Linked DNA regions of Homo sapiens: region 2 is linked to region 1. The links are chromatin loops, found by intact Hi-C in ENCODE. Cell type or tissue: GM12878. All regions are shown on one strand.

Evidence for each region. A loop is a pair of places that touch in the nucleus more often than their neighbours do. Peaks named below come from ENCODE experiments on the same cell type or tissue, not always from the same donor. Only the 100,000 strongest peaks of a DNase experiment are listed, where the experiment ranks them.
Region 2: it touches region 1 in a loop (2.8-fold over the local background); 9 of 110 quality-filtered maps call a loop at or near these places.

What each region holds. Positions count from the first base shown.
Region 1 is chr2:149,036,313-149,044,312 of GRCh38, forward strand. It overlaps LYPD6B (LY6/PLAUR domain containing 6B), which reads left to right and starts at 2,387. Exons shown (of 7, transcript NM_177964.5): 1 at 2,387-2,489. RefSeq lists enhancers at 1,457-1,516, 2,730-2,779, 2,820-2,879 and silencers at 2,140-2,479, 2,490-2,649. In GM12878, CTCF peaks have their summits at 2,580 and 4,352 (motif pointing right); a DNase peak (open chromatin) is centred at 4,371; H3K4me3 peaks cover 1,313 bases; H3K27ac peaks cover 683 bases.
Region 2 is chr2:149,309,997-149,317,996 of GRCh38, forward strand. No RefSeq gene overlaps it. Among named protein-coding and RNA genes, the nearest start is that of MIR9899, 16 kb to the right of the region's middle. In GM12878, a CTCF peak has its summit at 3,637; a DNase peak (open chromatin) is centred at 3,615.

The DNA.
Region 1 (8,000 bases):
ATTAATTAATTCATTCTAGAGTCTTATGAAGTCTATCAGTGGTTTTGTCCCTATTTCCAGCATTTTAATGTTGATCAGAAGTGGGCTGGCTCTCTTTGCACTGCTAGGCAGAGCTACTGTTCACTGAGCAGGTGCTTTGTGCTGGCGCTGTGCTCAAGCACTTTACGTGGATTATTTAACTTAGCCACACAACAGTATCAGAACTTCTTATTTCAGATACCCCTTTTAAGCAAAAAACTTCAAACAGAGATCTTGTCTGATTTCATGGCTGCACATTTTCCAAGTAGGAAAAACACACAATTGAGGAACATGCCCAAGGCTGCTCAGCAAGCACAGGAGAGAGAGTGGGGTGGGGAGGGAGAGATCACGTGCAAGCAAGCAAGCACTGGGGCAGAACCTGTACCCTCCTGATGATTCTCAGGCCTGTCTGGGTGGCATCACTTAGCAGGCTGGCCCAGCCAAGATCACACGCACAGCAGCAGGATTTTAAATCACAGGGGATCACATGCTCTACTGACTGAAACCAACACAAAAAAAGGTCTAGGTCCATTTCATGTGAGTGAGACCCAGAGGTGCTCCTTTGCTCAGCCCTACCTGCTGGTGCAAGTGGCTGTCCCAAAGTGCAGGCCCCACCACAGCTCCACCCTGGGACACCAGATTCCCTGCCACCATAGAGGGAGTAGCAACTGAGGTAGGGCACACCTAGGTGGGGCATCCCATATAACCTTTTCTAGGTTGGCCTTGCCCAGTGTGACGTAGCCAGCCAGGTAACACCAGATCTGAAATACCCATATGTGCAGAACCCACTGAAGGGGTGGGGTGTCTAGACCTTAAGAGTGTTGGGCTTGTTGTCAGTGGAGGGGTGGAGCAGTCTTCTTGGCCCTGACCTCACCTTAATAGAGATCCTCCCATTTTGGCCTTGGAGGTTTAATATATAGTCACGGAAGTGTACTGAAATAGTCATAAGAAGGAATGTTCTCCATACAACTTTAAAGTTGTACAGTGCTTTCTGCAGTGAAATGAATTTTTTCACGGAATGGATTTTTTTAACGAGTCTTGAAATTAACATGTGAGGAGCAGCATGACACATTACCTCGTGTGTGTGTGTGTGTGTGTGTGTGTGTGTGTGTGTGTGTGTGAGTGAAGGCCATTTGTTAAATGGAACACCTAAAAATACCATTGTTTTTGTTTTTGCGGTTGTCAGGGGCCTCAATAAATGCAAGCTGGCTCAGGAGATGCTTGACCTCAGAGGTCTGGAAAGACAGATTAGAAGTCTCAGCAGAGGACCAAACCCAGACCCCACTTCTGCAGAAGTTCTGTACCCAGGTTTCCCCACTGCAGGCATAACCAGCAGCCCCTCAAAGGCCCCAGACCAGCCAACTGTCTTTAGAAATGCAGACCCAGGATCAGCTTTGCTACCAGCCATGGAATCTTGGGTCAGTGGCCCATACTCTGAGCTGTGTTTCCACAGTGCAAGGCTGGCCGGACAGTGTTTTATTTCAGAGTTCTCCTGTCTGTGGCATCTTCAGAAGTTAAAGATTTGCTTGACCACTATAAGGTGCCCTGGGAGTGTAGACCTCCCACATCCCAGCTGCCTGGCTGGCAGTGGGTGGGGAGTAAGCAGTAGAGAGAGGACAGGTGGCCCGGAATCTAACAGCTTGCCTCTGGATTCTCCCTAGTAAGCTTGGAATGATGCTGGAGCAGCTCTGGGCCGAGGGGACCAGTCTAACGCTGGACGCAAAAGACTGGGCGCCACCTAGTCTGTTCATCAGGTATTAAATGCCCTGAGTTTTCAAAGCTCTGGTGATTCAGTAGTGGACGGGTAAGGTTCCTGCCTCTCCTGGGGCTTACCGTCCAGGGGTGGGGAGGACGTCACTATATGAAATTATCTTATTTATAGCTTAATGTCATTATTTAAAAAGGGGGAGGGAATCACTTGACGGGTGGGCAAGGTGGGGACGGGGTTGGATGGAATGGTCAAAAAAGGTCTTTCAGAGTTCTTCCAATCCTGAACTAACTCACCTGCACCCTTGGCCCAATCATTTTCACTCCCGAGGGTCTGCACTCCTCGTTTCTACATTGGTTTTCTAGGAAGAAAGGGGTTGGACCCTCCCCTCTTTAAGCTGGGTGGGGTCCGAATCCCGTGCTTCTTTCACTTCCTGAGCCGGGCTGGCTGGGTGGGAACAGGCTCCTTGCCGCCTCCCCAGCGCTGGCCACTACCACACTGCCGCCCGCCTGGGCCTCCTTTCAACCTCGTGGTGGAGCCCTGCGGTTTCCCAGCGGAGCCGGGCCCGGGGCTGCTCCCTCGCGGGCGAGGCTCACCTGTCCCGGCCCGGCCCCCTCCCGCGCCCCAGGTGGTTCAGGGCAGGGAGGAGCCGCGCCCCGCCCCGCGCGGTAGCAGCCAACGCCGGCCCCAGGCGGGTGCGCTGGGAGCCTGGGCCGGGAGCCGGGTGAGGGCGCCGAGAGGCTCGGTGGGCGCGGGCGGCGAGGTGAGCTGGGCCAGCGCAGCAGGCGGGGGCGGTGGTGGGTTCGGGACGGCTCACCCCGCGCCGGAGCGAGTGCGGGGCCGCGCGACTGCGGCGGGAGATGCGCTGCGCCCCTTCTGGGCGCGCTGGGGCAGCCAGGAGCTCGCGGGGCCGCGGGGCCGCGGGGCCGCGGGGCCGCGGCGCAGTGGCGGGGTCGGGGTCTGGTCGCTGCCTCGAGGCGAGCAGCTGCCAACATCTGGACGGGACGGGAGCAGGGGGCCGGGGCAAGGCTGGAGCGGTGTGGGTCTCTAATCGTCCAGAGCCCTGCGGGGCCAGTGACTTCGGCAGAGCCGAGGGGAGAGGAGATACTGGGGGTCAAACTGCTGGAGAGAGCGCGGAGCTGGGGCTGGGGTTCAAGGCCGATCGTGGGGCCAAGAGCGAGCGTGCCAGCTCCAGTGTTTCCCCCTGCAGCGCTTCACGCGCGACCAGCTTGGGTGCCGCCGCTTCCCTTGCCCCGGCTCTTTACTTTTGTTGTTGAATAACCTACCTTACACATTGGTTAGTTACCTGGGGCTTCTCAAAAGCCGGGTCTGGAGGCTGCTCTGACTCCAGGGGGCTTGGGTTGTGAGGCTTCAGGTCTGTATGCCCTGTGGCGTTTGGGGGGAGCTGGTGGGTGGAGGGGTGCTGTCCACCTCCCAAGGCCAGGGGATCAGAGAGTGGGAAAAGTCTAGAATGCTATTTAAATTCCAGTAACTAGCTGTGTGACCTTGGGCAAGTTACTGAACTGCTCTGAGCCTCAGTTCCCTTAAAGTAAAATAGGTATTATTAATATTATAATCATTACAACAGACTTAGGTTATATGATGTTCATGGAGTACATAGCATACTGCTTGATTTTTCCCCCTTTGTGTTGATGTGGTGATGTGTGTGTTGTGGGGTGGGGGCATTCTTTCCCACCCTGACTTGTTCATGGTTAGGCTTCCTCCAGGATGCCTTACTTGCTGACAGCATCACAGAGGCCAAGATTAGGGCTGCCAGTGCACGGGCCCTGCAGATGGAGGGGGTGTTGTCAGACTGCCCTCATCATTACCCATCGTATTTGTCAGAATTGTTTTCTTTGGGTTGGGTTTTGGTCACTTGAAAATTGCCTTATACTATGTAGAAATTGATTGGGTCACATAAATGAAAAGGTCGAGGGTTTCAGTTTAAAGCTATAGCTAGTTCCAGAGGCTCATACAAGGTTCCAGGGCTAGTTCTCTCTCTTGTATATCTTAGCTGTTTTTCTCTCTGTGTTTACTGGTTCTTAGTATGGACGATAAATAGGACTTGCACCTTCAGGCTTATCTGCTCCTTCAGAGAGAGAGACAGAGACAAAGAGGGAGAGAGAGAATCCCATCTTCTCTATCCGTATAGCAGTCTCTCTCTGTCTCTCTCTCTCTCTCTCTTTTTTTTTTTTTCTTTTGAGACAGACTCTCACTCTGTCACCCAGGCTGGAGTGCAGTGGTGTGATCTCGGCTCACTGCATGCAACCTCCACCTCCCAGGTCCAAGCGATTATCCTGCCTCAGCCTCCCAAGTAGCTGGAGTTACAGGCGCCGGCCACCACGTGGGACTAATTTTTGTATTTTTAGTGGAGATGAGGTTTCACCATGTTGGCCAGGCTGGTCTCGAACTCCTAACCTCAAGTGATCTGCCCGTCTTGGCCTCCCAAAGTGCTGGGATTATAGGAGTGAGCCACTGCACCCGGCCCCTTATAGCAATCTTATTGACATACTGGACCAAAACAGAACCAAGCCATCTCAGCAGACAGGGAGAGGTTTACACAACAGGAATGGGCACATGACCGACTGTGATTGATAGACTGGCCCACCTCTGCTGCAAGGCATGTCGGTAGGGGGCGCAATTCCCAATGAGAAGTCTGACAAAACAGGACATGTTCATTTTACTATCTCTGTCTTTGCTCACCAGCGCCTAAAGGTAGTCTGCAGTAGAATGTAGACAGCCTGAGGGCCGTATTCCATCAGTCAAGTCTTCATCTAATGCATGGAGGGCATCCTGTGTGTCCATCTTTTCATTCATTGTTTTTTGTTTATTCATTCATTCGACATATAATAAATGCTCAACATATGCCAGGGCCTCTGCCAAGGGCGAAAATGCTTGCTTTTGAGAAGCTCACAGTCTAGTTGGAAAGACAGATATGAGGATAACATCGTCTAGGACTCATCTGTCTGGGGACGTAGTGAAGACTCCCCAAAGAAACTGTAGTTGAGCTTTGAATTGAAAATGAGCTCCAGCCTGGGCAGCAGAGCAAGACTCCGTCTCAAAAAAAAAAAAAAAAAAAAGAAAATGAGAAGGGCTGGTCTAGGAGAAAAATTCTAGGCCATGTGGTAGGATTCCAGAGGGACACTTTTTGTTGTAATATGTTTAGGTTACTCTACTTTCTTGCTTAGAACATCTGAAGGTAGGTCGTTCGAAGTGGCCACAGCTCTTTGGTGGCTTCTAGAAAATTATCTTCTTTTTCCAGGGTGACTAGAGCTCCATCATGCCTTCACATGACAACATCCAAAGCAGAAAAAAGAAGGCCGGGGCTTGCTGCTTAATCTTTCTCTAGATAATAAAGGACAAATTTTCCCCGAAGTTCCCCGCGTCACTGGCCAAAGTGGTCTAACGCTTACCCTGAAACCAGTCATTGGCAAAGGAGAAGAGGGGCCCATGATTGTTTTGCCCAAGCTATTTTCCGGAGCTGTAGGAGGGGCTCACCTACCTGAGCATCCATGCTCCATGTCTGAACACAATCAGAATTCTGTTAGCAAGGAGGAAAGTGAGACTGCCTGTTGGGCTGTTAGGTAGGCAACAAACTGTGTCTCCCAGAGGTGGGGACAGGTGATGCAAGGTCTGGCACAGATTGGTAATCAGAAGTCCAATACCATGGGAGATGCCTAGGGTGTGGCTGAGGGGAGGAAAGGAGCTGAGGTTGGAAAAGTAAGTAAAGACAGGACTACCCTGTATTAGATTCCATGGATGTCACTAAGAAGCATAGTAAATCTTGGTCCAATTCCTCAACAAGCTTACACCTGAAACCTGGAAAAGCTTCTCTGAGTTTTCCATACTCCCAATAGTAATAGCAACAGTGGCTCACTCTATGGTGGCAATTCTCAAGGGGTGGATTGGGGTGGAGGAGTTTCAGAAGAGTTTCAAACCCTGTGTAGTTTGAAAAGCCTCACATATGATTTTGCTGGGCACCCACTGCCTACCTTCCCCGGAAACTCCCTGTCCCTCTCTTGAGAACACTTAGTTGCTCTAAATCATGACTTTGTTTCAGTATTGTTAACTGTCTTCAAACTAACAGGCTGGGACTTGGTGAAGATGCAATTAATGGTAGATCCTGGACTAGTAAACAATTCTCCTGATGCTAAGTCCAAAGAGCGATAACTTTGGTAGTTGCATTTAGTAGGAAACCAGCCTCTACCATGAACTGCTTTGAAATCATGTATCCTATTTTCATCTGAAATGTGAAGTGAGTGCTGCACTTTGTTTCTGCTTTATATGGTAGACATTGGTGGACATTGGTGCTGGACTTTTGGAATCAGATTGGGCAACCAAGGATGCCGCTTCTCATGATCCTCTATCCTCAATATCTAGTTAGCAAAGAAATTGGCAAAAAGACATGATCACTAATGCTGGAAGAAAGCAGAAGTGGAGGGCAGCATATTTTCCTGTTTTCAGCAACAATACTGCCATGGGCTGGCCAGGATCACTGGAAGAATGTGAGGGAATGAGGTAGAGAGAAATGCCTTGGGCAGTCATTTATTTCACAAATATTTATTGAGCATCTACTGTGTGCCAGACACTGTTCTAGGTGCTGGGGATTGGAGCTTACAGTCTACTAGATGGAGACATTTATTTATGTTTTGTCTAATAAGTCAGGCGGTGAGAAGTACAGAAATAAAAAATAAAATAGATCCAGACAAGAGTGCAGTCATTAGAAACAAACTGGATATAGTGCTGGAAATCATGGCTTATTCTCTCTTGTTTCCAGCAGAGCTATATGGTCTAAGCAGGTAGGGTTTTGGGCAAAAAGGACAGGTGTTCATGTGGAAAAAGACAGTTAAATGTTAAATAACTCAATTTTATAGGATTTCTTTCATGCAGAATTTCTTTGATTGTTTGTTATAACTCACATTGTTCCTAAATATGATTTATAATGACTTACAAAAACATGGTACCAGGTCATGAGAAATAAATGTAGAAACATGAGCAAAGGGAAAATAAGGGTCATTTCTTTCATCATTATGTTCCAGAATTGTTTAGTTTTGGTAGCAGGGAAAGGAAGAAATACGGTGGTTACAAATGTGGTGATTCATGCTCAGGGTTCATTATTTAAAAGAAGAGAAAATAAATTTTGATGCCTCAGGAACTTGTACTTTCTTTTGGTGTTTAAAGAATCAATTTTATTTGATAGAAAAAGTGGTCTCTTTACTAAGGACTTGTATGAAATTTATCTCCTGAATTCAAAGAAAACTAACTTCTTTTGGGTCAATATAAAGTACACCAAAAGTTAACAGATCAAAAGTCCAATTCCAAAGTTAAATAATATGCTACAGATACAAATTGATGAGAGGTTATGTTTGGACCCATTACTGCCTGGAAAAAACAGAAACGCAAATAAAATTTTAAAGTGTTGAAGTGTTTTGCAGAGGTAATTTTAACTACTTGCTTTTATTGAGTTTTCTTGTTGTTCAGTACAATAATTTGGATATAAGTCTTGTGTCAGAAATGTAATTTGTAAATTACTTCTCCCAGCGACTGCCTTGTCATTTTTATTCCCTTAACAATGTCTTCTCAGAGCAAAAGTTTTAATTTTGATAAACCAGTTTATCGATTTTTTAATACATCCAACTTTTATTGTTGTATTGAGGAATTCTCTAACTAACCAAAAAGTCTTGAACATTTCTATTTTCTTCTAGAAGTTTCATGTTTTATGTTTTACACTTAGGTCTATGATCCATTTTACTTTAATTTTTGTATAAGGGATAAAGTATGAGTCAAAGGTATTTTCTTTTTGGTATGTGGGAGTCCAAATGTTCCAGCACCATTTGTTGAAATGACTGTCCTTTCTTCCCTTGAATTGTCTTAGAGCTTTTGTCACTAATCAATTAGCTAAAATGTAAGGGTTTATTACTAGACTCTCAATTCAGTTCCATTGATCTGTATGCTTACTTCATGCCAACACTACAGTATCTTGATTATTGTGGCTTTAGAATACATTTTGGAAGCACATAGTGTAGGCCCTCCAACTTTATTCTTTTTCAAAATTGCTATGACTCTTTTAGTTCTTTTGCCTTTCCATATGAATTCTAGAATTAGTTTGTCAATATCTACAAAAAAATCCTCCTAGGATTTTGAATGGAATTGTATTAAATCTACAGATTAATTTAGGAAGAATTGACATCTTTACATTATTGAGTTTTCTAGTTCATGAGCAGGGTATAACCATCCATTTATTTAAGTCTTTGATTTCTTCCATCAGCACTCT
Region 2 (8,000 bases), 270 kb after region 1:
TCTTGCAACTGGGCAAAGCGATGAGGTCACTGCACTACAATATTCTAGAGATGGTAGAATCTCAGATAGAAATGACTCTGTGAAACTGGGAACCAAGCAGCATAGCTTTGGAGGTCCCAGCAAAGATTCCCTTAGCTGAGCTTAGTGGGAGTGTGGAAGAGTGTTGGAGGGACTGTATGCGATGCTAGTTGTTTGTATACCCTTAAAGGCCTGAGGCATAAGAGAAAATAGCTCCACTTCAACTGAGTTATCTTCCATTTTTCTTGGCAATGTAAGATTGAGGTTCTTGTAAGATCCAAGAGTGTCAACTAAGCCCTGATAGCCAACCTTCCCATCAACCTTGGTAAAGGGGTGTCAGAAGCAGATTTCTTTTATTTAGAAAAATTAAGACATGCAAATGTCATTGTATTCCGGAAGCTATGGGGCAATTCAGATCTGTTTAAAGTCTCCAACAGGGGGACTCCCGGAGGCTGTGGAGGCAGCGCAGGCCCAGAGCCAGGCAGGGACAGGCCCTGAGGAGGCTCCTTGGCCGTCAGCCCACCTCAGGTCCATTGGCTGCCCCTCCGCTCCCTGCTCCAAGTCCCCGGCCGCCGCAGCCCACTGGGAGTCCTGCTAAGGGAAGCTGAGAAAGGGGGTCCTGGGAAAGCGTTCCTAGTGCTCCTGAGGAAAGCTGCGACAAGATGGCAGCTCCCAGTGGGAGATGGAGGCCGAGTCTCTCTGCTCTCAGGAGGCCAGGCTGCTGCCTTTCTAACCCAACCATCTGGCTCTCAGCCCTCACCATCATGGCAGCTCTCACCAGGTCTGCTGCCTACACAGACTATGGTGTTCCAGGGAGTAGGATCCTGGCAGTCGCAGTGGCGGAGGGCGGGAGCACCTTCTTAATGTTTCTGTGAGGGGCCAGGATTCTGCAGCAGGTGCTCATCCCAGCAGCTTCAGGCTTTTGGTTGTTGGTTTTACACCTCTGACAAATGACATGGCCAGACACAGGGTAATGTCTGAAAAAACCTCTGTAGAAGAGCAGGATGCATGGGGCATGCTGCAGCTCACATAGCAGCCGCCAAGCACATGGGAGCCTTCATCCACCCAATTTGGCCAAAGAAGCCCACATACTCTCCGTGAAAAAGATTTCCAGAAGCTATTGTGTCAAAGTCTCAAAATACACACACTCACAGAAAAAGCAAACAAACAAACAAAAAACAAAAAAACCACCAACACTAAAGGTCATTCTTGAGTCTGATTTGAAAACTAGGGTAAAATTCTGCAGAAATATTCAAGTGGCAAGCTAACATCCTAATAGCCACATCTGTAGGTCCTATCCATCATGCCAGGGAAAATGCCCCATTCACAAGTCCTCAGCTTCTGGTTCTAGTTTTAGGGTTTGCTCTATAGTTAAAGGTAGAAGGTACGTTACCCACTTACTCTTATTCACAGATCTGAATATGGAGGTCAGCAGGGGAAAGTGACATGTCCTAAGTTAGAGTAGAGTCAACAAGAAAACAAGACAAACAATAACTGAGCCCCTAGTGTATACTGGGCATTGGCGAGCTGCTGGAGAAAACACAGTTCCTTCTTCAAGGAGCTCCATCCTCTTTGCAGGCAGGACAGGTTTCCCTGCGGCTGAAGGAAGCTTGAAATTAGGATAATGAGGTTGAGCAGGGAGGGGCCACCACGCTGCCCTGAGAGGATCGTGTATGGACACAGAGCTGTGGCATGGCCCGGCTTTGACCCTCTAGCTGTGTTGTGGGGTGAGGTAGGTGCTGGAGTGGCCTCCTGCTTAAGATGGAATAACAAGGAGCAGATTTACCTTCCCACCTGAAACAACTAAAAACTTGAACAAAATATATGAAGCAAACATTTTCAGGACATTGGACATCAGGCAATGAAGGCCAGTGATATCTGAGAGAGAGGAAACAAATGAGGTGAGCCCTGTAAGTGCCCCCAACTTATTGCCTAGAAACAGTTTCGAAGTGTGGTCCAGGGAGGGTAATTTCCAAGTATTTGAAAAATAAGTGACACACCTATACATTATCTATGGATCAAAACAGAATTTGAAATGGGAATTAAAAAGTATTTTGAAGTGAAAGAAAATGAAAATGTAAGATATGAGTATTTGTGGGATTCCAATAAAGCAGTGCATAGGAGGAAGTTTACAGCACTCATCCCCTATATTAGAAGAAAGGTCTCAAATCAATGACTTCAGTTTCCACCCAAGAAACCAGACAAACAGGAGAGAATTAAACCCAAAACAAGCAGAAAAAAAGGGTTGGGCTTTATTATAACAACAATTAGCTGTGTGACCTGGGCAAGTATTGTTCTCTCTGGTTCTGCCTGATTTTATCACTTGAAAAATGAGGATTGTAAACGATATTAGTGTTTTCCAAAGTATGGGCCTGCTGCACAAGAATCATAAGGGAGTTGGTAAGAAATGCTAATTTCTAAGCCCTGCCCCAGATCTAGGAAATCAAAATTTCTGAGTAGGGCCGGAGAACCTTTCTCTCTCTCTCCCCTTCACACACACACACACACACAATTATATATATGTTATATATGTATATGGATACGTATCTGATATATATAACATATATATTGGAGACAGGGTCTCACTCTGAGGCCCAGGCTGGAGTGCAGTGGCACAAACATGGCTTACCACAGCCTCAACCTCCTGGGCTCAAGCAATCCTCCTGCCTCAGTCTCCCCAAGTAGCTGGGACCACAGGTACTGGCCACCTCTCTTGGTTAATTTTTTTTTTTTTTGTAGAGATGGGATCTCTCCATGTTGCCCAAGCTAGTCTCAAATATCTCGGCTCAAGGAATCTTCCCATGCTGGTCTCACAAAGTGCTGAATTTACAGGCATTAAGCTACCAAGCCCAGCCTGAGAATCTGTATATTTAAACACAATAGTAATAGAATGTTCTAAGAGAGAAAGTGTCCTCCTTCTTGGTGGCATTCTGTTCAGTGACATGACTTCTGAAGAGATGCAAGGTAGGCAGTCTCAGCTCTGAACAGGAGGGGGTCTCAGCTTCATATAACCTCTGTCCACCTGTAACTCAAGCAGTTCAGTCATCATGGAAGACTGTAAGAGCCTAGACATGAGGATAGTAACAATGGCCAGGATGGACTAACCATAGGGATCTTTCATTCATCTTATAATATTAGATAAGCCTCATAGTCTTATCATCCCTTCCGAGGTAGGGGAAGGAGTCTGATTATTACATAGGCTGGTTCCCAGCTCTTCCAACAATGTGGGAGCTGATGATGTGATTTAATTTGCTTCATTTCATTTCTGCCTATTTATGTTCCATAATTTATTTATTTAATGTATAAATGCTTTATTATGTCTTTGAACCACATCAACAAATTTATTCTGACCTATTTTCAGGCTATTCTCTAAAATAATTTTTATTCGGGTGAATTACTGTTTCTGAATTATACTACCAAGTCTTCTGTTCCTTGGCTGTCCTTTGAGAAATTAGACTTCTTCATGTGTTTTTGAACTTTGGTTTGCAGGCTCATTTTGAGCATCCCCTTCAAACTTTTCCCTCCCTAAGAATTTAGTGGTTTTCTTTACCTAGCCCAGCCCTTTCACTCCTAAACCAGAATCAGGTTTACAATCCAGCTTGGGATGTACTGCCCCTAGGGGACATTGTGGAGTATAGCAGATCCATTACCGAGTCTGCATGGTGCTGGCTCGGTTCCTGGGAGTCACACTTCGTCTTCGCCCTTTGTCTCTTCAGGTTTGCAGCTTCATCTGAAGCCATAGTCATAATAGAGCAGCGAGCGTTGTTTGCCTCTGGCATCACATAGGAAGCCTGGCTCTGCTCCAGGTCTCACTCACATTTAAAACTCCTTTTCCCATAGGGACCAAACCCTCAGTCACTAGTGTCTACTTCCAGAGCTCAGACAACCCACGATTTATGGTTTTCTTTTGTTTCTGGTCCACGGAGATGTTTATCTTGTACCAGAGCCTAGTTAGATCTTCCCGCTTTTTTTTTCTTTTTAAAAAATATTTCATCTGTCATTGCTTTTTGTTCACAGAAGGTGAATTCACTGCATTTTGATCATTATAAAAGTCTGAATTAATTCATTTGAAAATGGTAAATAAATGACATTTCTTTCAAGCACAAGTCTCTGGAGTGAGATCCACATCCTCTACAACAACATAAGAAATCCTTGTGGAAGACACCTCTGATTAACTCCTATTTATTCCTCCACTTGACAGAGCCTGAGCATCGATATCTTCTATTAATATTTGTGGTATGTTGTACAAGTTGGTTCTTGTTGATTTGCTAGAAATGTTATGTGTGTGCATGCACCATTCTCCAAATAATCTGCCAACCGCTTAAAATCAGGGACCATGACTTATCATTAAAGTGTTCCCTAAATGACATATTTTCTGGTAGCCACACACAGTAAGCTTCAATATAAATATCAATTATCTGATTGATTTACTCCAGGTATCCCAAATTTTCTTAATCAAGTGCACTATGACGCTTAATAAAAATATTTATATATCCAAAGGTAATGTTGAAATAAAAAAATGGACAACTATATACAACATAGAAATGTGTACACATATTTGACACTTTCGGGGGGGATTTCCTTGCTACATGCTTTGAGAGTTAGTGCCTATTGACCTTCAACTTGGAAAACATTGTACAGTTATTTACAATCCATTTTGCATTTATACGGAGACAGAAAAATTCCCCATGAAAGGGGCCTCCAGCCTTGCCTATCAGGAAGTCAGCTACCTGTGACCAGAGAGCCTGAGTACATTTTTTCTGGGAGCAGGTGTTAACCCACCCCCACTAGTTAAGAGCCTGCAGGGCCCCTACCTTTGGGAGATAAAGAGGCAGTCTGTGTGGGGTCCCTTCTCCTCCACAGAGCCATTTGTTACTGGGGTTACACCCCCTGCAGGAATCTTTCAATGCTCTTTAAATCGTGGGCATGCACAATGCACCTGACCTTGTTCAAAGCCAGGGGTTGCACTGCCCCAGGCAAAGACTGAAGAAATCCAACAAAATACATCTTACCAGGCTTTTTCTACTCTGTTGCATGGAAAGGCTCCTGTGTCTGACAACCAAAATACTTGTTAGTTTTCCCTTTTTTTCTTTTCACTCCAATAACTTAATTAATGCACACCATCAGTTGTTCATAATTCAGCAATAAGAATCTTTCCTTTGATAAGATGCAGCCAGTGGGAAAAACACAAAACTTTGTATCCTCTGCATTTTAGATCACTTATTTAGTTCTGAGAAGAATTTTTTTTTGGCATGTGCGCCCCTTATGGAATCAGGAATGGACTTTGTGCAAAGAAAGCATGTTTTATCCTGTAGAAAGAATAAAACCCTTTGGAGGGTGGCATTTACTCAAGGGAACAGATGCCTGCAGGGTGTTCTCCTCACGGTGGGGGTGGCTGGTGACAAGGTGTGACATCTGCAGAAGAAATACAGGCAAGCACTTTAGCCCCCAAGTACTTCCCAGTAGAGAGTGGGCTTACTCACAACACAATAGTCGAAATCTGGCTCATGCTTGTTAAGCAATTCACTCAGAACTTTACCCACCCAATGGTATCTGTATTTTAATTACAGGAAAAAGGACTTGAAATTTGTGGGAGGCTACCACTTCCGCCACATACTCATGCACACACGTGCAATTCCTTGCTGAGAGTGGCAAAGACAATAAAGGAATTCACTGTAGGAGGTGTGTTCATGTATCTGTATGAGATTATGAGGGATACTTAACAAAAGTGGCATTTGCTAAGTGATTGAAAGATTATCCTTATACTCCAGGTTTCTTTTCCAGTTTCAGCTTAGGCTCACAAAGACAAACTAGATAGTTCCTGCATTCTGAAAACCCTGTGAAATGGACTGGTTCGAACGGGCAGTTTATAACATGATACTTTTAGATTGGAAGGCCCAGTGAGGTGAGGATCTTGAAGTACTCACTCCCTGAGAAGTTATTCTCAAAATGAAAACAGTTTAAATAGGTGGACAGGAACAGGTATTTATGAAGCAAAGAGTTAGGCTAATTTTTGCTTGGTCTCAATCATATTTAACATAGGGAGAGAAAAGTATTCCTGGTCCCAGAATTGGTTAGCACAAGACATGGGAATTCTATTGGTTTCAATTCTTGGGACTGGGAGGGACCTCAGGAAGATGGCATAATAGCATTCTCCAGGTCCATCTCCCTGCAGGAACATCAATTTGAAAAAGTATCTATGCATGAAAATACACTCACAAGAGCTAAGGAAACCAGGTGAGAAAATACAGTACCTGGGCATAGTGATTCTTGTGACTCATGAGGAAAAAATTATTTTAAAGTATATTCCTGTTATTTTCTTTTTTTTTTATCCAATTTAGATAACATGGTCAGTCACTTGAATAATGATCTTACTATCATAAACACTTCCTTGACTACTATCCTGTTGTACTAGCCCACAGAGTGCTAAACATGGAGTAATTCTAAACTGCAGTTACTTTTGCACCAACCTAATACAACTTGTAATGAAGATTGTTTTTCATATCTGGTTCCAACTGTCTGTTGGTGGTGGCTTTGAGCAGCAGTGTACAAAGAAACAAGCTGAGCTCAGAAGAAACAAGTGCATGAGTGGATCACCCTGTCTATTATGGACACAAGTGGAGAGTAGTGAGAGGTTCAACTTTATACTTAAGTCTCAAAATGTCTATCTCTATTGTCTCTATTGGACTTCGGACCTGCACATTCAACTACCCACTGGGTAATCTTATCTGGATGTCCCAACTACCTCAATCTGTACATGCCTAAAATTAAAATAAAAGTGGGTTAACTGATCCATCAAATTGGCATCATGATCCCTATTAGCATTGTGTTCCAGGCAGCCATTACCACATTTCAGATTAGTACTCAATTCAAAATAAACCCTCTTTGCCATCTGACTAAGGAAACTTGCTCTGATGGTGGAATTATAGGCATCAGCAATGGGGGTAAGGGAAAAAGTTGATGGGATGGTGGAAACGCAGTGTCTTAAAATCTTACCCATTTCACCTTTCCTGGCCCTGAGTACAGAAATAAGATCACAGGGAAAAATTCAAACTATGCTTGCTCTCAAGTGGAGTGATAGAAACTAGAAAAAATGAAGGTAATAAAACTTTTAGACTTTCTTTACAATATCCTATTTAGCTTATATATATCTGCCCATCTCCCTTAACTTCCTCTCCTTAGCCCCCAATATTTTTATTGTCAGATGGTCATTAGGACAAAAGCTTATTTATCTGAAGAATTATAGTGTCAGTCCCATGTAGGATGGTCTATGTGTTTACGCAAAAGTGCTCCGTGACACAAACAAGACACTTACGCCCCTTAGTTGCCTTGAGACATAAAACTGATTGATGTCTCAAAGCAACTAAGGGGTCTCTACTGGTAGCCAGGATTACCGTTTCCTTGTAGGAAAACTGGTAGAGAAAATTGAGTTCTTATAATAAATTCCATAACAGCAGCTTAGCTGTAAATGATTTTTTAAAAGTCATTTGACTGTGCAAACTGGTTAGAGCATAAATATTTTAATGATATTTCAAGAGCTTAATGTCAACCATCAGTGTCCAATAAATGAAAATTACTTTTAGTGATACATCTGGAAATATGATGGTTTTTTGAGCCAAAGTCTCTCAAGCTTTGCATAGAATCTGAATTTTTATTTTTACTCTGTGCCTGTTATATAAACTTCTTATATTTGTTAGAGGAAAAGAAGATAAATTGGACACTACCTGGGATATTGAAAAATGAATAAAATGTTAAGACATGTTAAATTTATTGTTGGCTCATTGAGGGAAAGAAAGTCAATAATTTATTTAAGAAAAACAATTTTACTTAAAGAAAGGGCAATATTTTAATAAGCAGAAATAGGAGAGGGAATATATTTTCAAATGAAAGCAGCACCACTGGAATGAAAAATGTAATGTGCCAAAGTCGCTACTTTGAAGGGGAGCGTGCTCATCTGAATGTAAAATCTTGTTATATTCCTG